2 separate regions of the Homo sapiens genome follow, and region 1 is linked to region 2. Evidence: read pairs that join two places in POLR2A ChIA-PET (ENCODE). Cell type or tissue: Panc1. All regions are shown on one strand. Links, peaks and the distances in the headings refer to the core of each region. The heading gives the core; the rest is flanking DNA. Region 1 has its middle 12 kb from the start of OPN4. Region 2 has its middle 40 kb from the start of GRID1.

Region 1 (2,917 bases), core at 161-2,660, 240 kb after region 2:
CTTTAAAAATAAATAAATAGAGGGTATTGCTTAAGGTTTGGAAGGTGTTTTGATGGATCTATTTGAACTTTGATTGGGGAAGCCAAGATGATTATTCCAATATCAGCAGAAGATTTTAACCACAATTGATCAGGTACTACCTTTAGCAGGTTTTGTAATTTTCATTACTCAATAATTCAGTGTCTACTATGGCAATATAGATTGCAATTAAATTAGATTTTGAAAAACTTTTTATGTCCAGTAACTCAGTTTTATCATCTAATTCTAAATACATTTTCCCTTTTTGGGAGAAAGAAGTGTATTATATAATTTTAAGTCTTTTTCTATAAGATGGATGGGAGCTGATTCAACCAAAAGGAAAACATAAGTCCCTTGTAAGTGACGTAGCTGAAAAGCTACAGGCTGAGATTTATAAACCAATACAGGAGTATTTGTGACACCCACCATTTGAATTTTTTGTTTACTCCAAGGAATGAATCTTGTAATAAGGTGAGATTTATTACAGATAATGTGGCTCCAGTGTCAACAAAAGCTTGTGTTCATACTCCATTTAAAATAATTATTTTTCCCAAAGTAGAGCCAGGGTCATAAGCACAAATATTTAATTTAAATTTCCTGAGAAAACCAATGTCCTGGTCCTGGTGAGAATCAGGAAATTCCTGAACTATGTCTTTAAGTTTTACCTTTGACCATGATTGAGAAACTAGGGTAGGTTCTCCCCTACCAGACACTGGCTGTTTGAGAAATGGAGCTGGAACAGTAGAAGCAGAAGGAGGAGGAGGTAGATCTGGGCAAGGTACTAAAGGATAAAGAGAAGGAGAAGATAATAAAGGATAATAAAGAATAAAGAGACAGAGGAGCTGAGGGAGGAGGATAAATTTCAGCAGTCTTTAATTCAGAATTTTTTAAGACAACTTTTTGTTCTCTTGTAAAGAAATAACTTTATTATAACCTCTTTAGAAGCTTCCAAGCCTCATTGAAAATAACTCTCCCAATTATTTTGTTTTATCTTATAGCTGACTTTTTCTCATTGAGCACACAATTAAATTAGTTTAGGCATTTCAAAGGTACTACATTTTGTCCATTGCAAATGTTAGGATTTTCTTGGGTCAAGTAAGACCATTTTTCCAAATATTGACAGGAGGTGGTGCCATAAGTATTGTACATAAATCCAGCTGGAGTTTCTAAAGATGGATTCTTTCTTAAAGAGGACTCAGTTTTAGATGGAAGATGGACCATAATTTGGATTTTCTTTTTAAGTGACCAAAGACTCAAAGAGAAAGATGTCTTATTTTTTAATTTTTAAATTTTATTTATATGTTTATTTTGAGATGAAGTCTCTCTCTGTCACCCAGGCTGGAGTACAGTTGCGCTATCTCAGCTCACTGCAACCTCCGCCTTCCAGGTTGAAATGATTCTCCTGCCTCAGCCTCCCAAGTAGCTGGGATTACAGGTGCCCACCACTATACCTTGCTAATTTTTGTATTTTTAGTAGAGGCAGGGTTTCACCACGATGGCCAGGCTAGTATCAAACTCCTCATGTTGGGCTCCTTCCCCCTCGGCATCCCAAAATGCTGGCATTACAGGCGTGAGCCACCGTGCCCAGCTGGGAAAGATGTTTTGGATCTGGTATTCTGCTTAACAGGGATTACTCCTCGAGGTGTCACCCATGAGTCACTTCTACTCTCTTATGTGTTTCAGTGAAACCCAGACATTTCTGGAGGCTTAGGGCCCTGGGATACCAACCCTTCATGTATGCCCAACAGGTTAATCAGATTTCCCTGTATGTTCTTCCTTGGGGTTTCCCTGTAGGACCCTTACACAGCAGAAGCTATGACCTCTGACAGTCCTGTGTGGCCTCAGTTACCTAAGGTGCCTTTCAGCTGGGAGGAACAGTGGCCGTTATTTAGGACTTTCTCAGGTCAAGTAAATCACATCCTCAGACAAAGCCTTTAATGAATTTTTGGTCACTCAGAAAGAAAATCTAAATGGCAATTTTAACCCAGCTCCAAAACCTGGTCAGTTTAAAACTGCACATTTAGCTTAAGCCACAAGCATTCACTTTCTCTTTTTAAAAAGAAACTGCTTTCTATTTAACCAATTTTTTTTGAGACAGAATCTCACTCTGTCACCCAGGCTGGACAGTGGAGTACAGTGTGTCAGCTCCCTGCAATCTCCACCTACTGGGTTCATGCAATTCTCGTACCTCAGCCTCCCAAGTAGCAGGGACCACAGACATGCACCATCACGTTCAGCTAATGCTTTGTATTTTTAGTAGAGATTGGGTTTCACCATGTTGGCCAAGCTGGTCTTCAACTCCTGGCCTCAAGTGATCCAACCGCCTCAGCCTCCCAAAGTGCTGGGATTACAGGTGTGAGCCACTGCACCCAGCCCCAAATTTTGAATGGGAGAAAAGTTGCAAACTTTAGCAAGCAAAACAGACAAAATCTTAACCTCAAAAGAAAGTGAAACTACAAACTTGCAAATAACAGAATCTCTAGAGAAATAACAATAAAGTGACTACCTCAAAGCCAAAAGTTGAGCTTCAGTTCTAGCTCTGTTGAGTGTGGAATTGGGTTGCTTGAATAAAGTCTGAATCTCAGCCAGAACTAGGAAGATATGAAACCTGAGAGAAGTCTTACCAGAGACCCCCGCCAGCTCTGATGAGGTCAGACGAGTAAAAGCCACTCATGCTGGTACTAAATCTCCGAATGCCAGCAAAGCAACGAGGATCGCACGAGGCTTGTTTCAGGTCCTATCTGCAGTTGCCAAAATGTCAACTTAAAATAATCAAAAGGATCAGAGTCTAATTTAAAGAGAGTTTATTCAAATACAAAGTTTGAGGATGGCCCACTCAGGAGCATCAACTGCGAAGAGATGGAGGCAGTGTTCTGAAGTAGAGAAATTAGGGTTTCAT
Region 2 (2,917 bases), core at 237-2,736:
TCTGATTATACTGGGATCACTACGTAATCCAAGATAATCTCCCCTTCTCAAGATCCTTAACTTAATCATACCTGCAGATTCCTTTTCTCCTTAAAAAGTAACACATTCACAGTTACAGAGATTAGTATGTGGACATCTATGGAGAGCCATTGTTCAGCCTACCACAAAGACCAACAGGGAAAGGACAGAAATGGTGCTGGGACAATTGGTTGTTCATATGGAAAAAACACAAAATTTATATTTTTAATACAAAAAATAATTTCAAAAAGATCACTTAAATGTGAAAATCAAAGTTTAATAGTTTTTGAAACTAATGTAGGAGAATGTTTTAACAACTTCGGTAGAGAAGGATTTATTAAATAATATATTAAAAATTGGAATCATAAAAGATTGGGCCGGGTACGATGGCTCACACCTATAATCCTAGCACTTTGAGAGGCCGAGGCAGGTGGATCACTTGAGCCCTGGAATTCATGATCAGCCTGGGCAACATGGCGAAACCTCATCTGAACAAAAACACAAAAACATTAGCCAGGCATGTTGATGCACACCTGCACACTGGTAGTTCCAACTACTCAGGAGGCTAAGGTGGGAGGATTGCTTGAGCCTGGGAAACAGAGGTTGCAGTAAGCCGAGATCACGGCACTGCACTTTAGCCTGGGGAAAAAAAAAAAAAAAAAAAAAAAAAACCTTCCAGAACATGAAGGCACATTTCATCGTCATTTTAAAACAAAAAAAGAATAAGAAGAAAAGAAAAGATTAATAAATGCAACTGCATTAAAATTTAGAAGCTCTATTTCATAAAAGACACTGTACAGAAAGTGTAAAGTCAAGCCACAAACTGGAAGAATATATTCACAACATTATAATCAACAAGGAAATCATATTCAGAATACGTAAGTATAAAAATCAATAAGAGGCTGGGCATGGTGGCTCATGCCTGTAACCCCAGGACTTTGGGAAGCCGAGGCAGGCAGATCACTTGAGGTCAGGAGTTCAAGACCAGCCTGGCCAACATGGAGAAACCCCGTCTCTACTAAAAATACAAAAATTAGCCGGGCATGGTGTCAAGTGCCTGTAGCCCCAGCTACCCAGAAGGCTGAGACACGAGAATCTCTTGAACCCGGGAGACAGAAGTTGCAGTAAGCCAAGATCATACTATTGCATTCCAGCCTGGGCAACAGAGTGAGACTCTGTCTAAAAAAAAAAAAAAAAAAATCAATAAGAAAAAGATAAACAACTCAATAGAAAAATGGACAAAAGACCAGTGGTCTGTAAATATGCTCAACCTCATCAGTAATCAGGAAAATGGAAATAAAGATGACACTTGAGATGCTAATTTATGTCTACCAAATTGGCAAAAGATTTCAAATCTGATTGTTCAAAGTGTTGGTGGAAAGATAGAGCAGTAGGGACGCCTTTAGCTACACATAGGAGTATAAATTGGCACAGTCACTTTGGAAAACAAGTTGACAGTATTTTAAACTGAATATGCACACATCCTATAGCCAGATATTTCACTCTTAGGTATCTATCTAGAGAAACTCTTGTACATATGCATGAGGAGATATTTACAAAATAGATCATAACAGAATTCTTTGAAATTAAAAATCTTCGGAGGGCCAGGCACAGTGGCTCACACCTGTAATCCCAGCACTTTGGGAGGCCGAGGTGGGCGGATCACTTGAGGTCAGGAGTTTGAGACCAGCCTGGCCAATATGATAAAACCCCATCTCTACTAAAAACGCAAAAATTAGCCAGGCATGGTGGTGCACGCCTGTAGTCCCAGCTACTCGGAAGGCTGAGGCATAAGAATCGCTTGAACCTGGGATGCGGAGGTGGCAGTAAGGGGAGATCATACAACTGCACCCCAGCCTGGGCAACAGAGTAAGACTCTGTCTCAAAAAATAATAATAATAATTAAAAAAAAATTCTGAGAACATTCCATATTTCCATGGATGGTCTACTGCATAGATAAACTGTAGAAATTTCATGTAATGAAATATTATCCAGCTGTGGAGATGGATGACCTACAGCTACATGTTGCAATAAAGATAAATCTCAGAAACATAAAAGTGAGTGAGGAAGAAAAAGAAATCCTTAAGAAGATAGCACATTATAAGGTACTATTTTTATGCATCTCAAAAACAGGCAAAACCGAGCAACATGTTGTTTACAGATCATGTTAGTCCATTTTGTGCTGCTGTAACAGAATATCTGAGGCTGGATTATTTATAAAGAACAAGAACTTATTTCTCACAGTTTTAGAGGCTGGGAAATCCAAGATCAAGGCACCAGCTGGTTTGGTCTCTGGCTCCAAGATGGCACCTTGCTGTGTCTTCCAGAGAGGAGGGACGCTGCATCCTCACATGGCAGAAGGTGGAAAAGGACAAACCCACTCCTGCTAGCCCTTTTTTCTTTTTCTTTTTTTTTTTTTTTTTGAGATGGAGTCTTCCTGTGTCACCCAGGCTGGCATGCAGTGGTGCAATCTTGGCTCACTGCAACATCCACCTCCCAGGTTCAAGTGATTCTCTTGTCTCAGCCTCCCAAGTAGCTGGGACTACAGGCGCACACCACCACGCCCAGCTAATTTTTGTATTTTTATTAGAGACAGGGTTTCACCATAATGGTCAGGCTGGTATGGAACTCCTGACCTCAGGTGATCCACCCCCCTCAGTCTCCCAAAGTGCTGGGATTACAGTCATAAGCCACAGAACCTGGCATGCTAGCCCTTTTTATAGCAGCATTAATCCAATCGTGAGGTCAGAGGCCGAATGACCTAAACACCTCCCATTAGGCCCCACCTCACATATTTTGGGAGACACATTTAGACTATTGCAGAGATATAGTCATGTTAGCTAACACTATTTTTAAAAGCATGAAAATGATAAACACAAAATTTAAGATAGTCGTTACC

Evidence for each region. Peaks named below come from ENCODE experiments on the same cell type or tissue, not always from the same donor. Only the 100,000 strongest peaks of a DNase experiment are listed, where the experiment ranks them.
Region 1: POLR2A ChIA-PET joins it to region 2 with 11 read pairs; 3 of 35 experiments call an interaction of 5 or more read pairs at or near these places.

Annotation. Positions count from the first base shown.
Region 1 is chr10:86,641,072-86,643,988 of GRCh38, forward strand. No RefSeq gene overlaps it. Among named protein-coding and RNA genes, the nearest start is that of OPN4, 12 kb to the right of the region's middle. RefSeq lists an enhancer at 2,143-2,382. In Panc1, for the core only: no CTCF peak of the experiment used is centred there; a DNase peak (open chromatin) is centred at 1,690; H3K4me3 peaks cover 318 bases; H3K27me3 peaks cover 337 bases.
Region 2 is chr10:86,405,636-86,408,552 of GRCh38, forward strand. No RefSeq gene overlaps it. Among named protein-coding and RNA genes, the nearest start is that of GRID1, 40 kb to the left of the region's middle. In Panc1, for the core only: no CTCF peak of the experiment used is centred there; no DNase peak of the experiment used is centred there.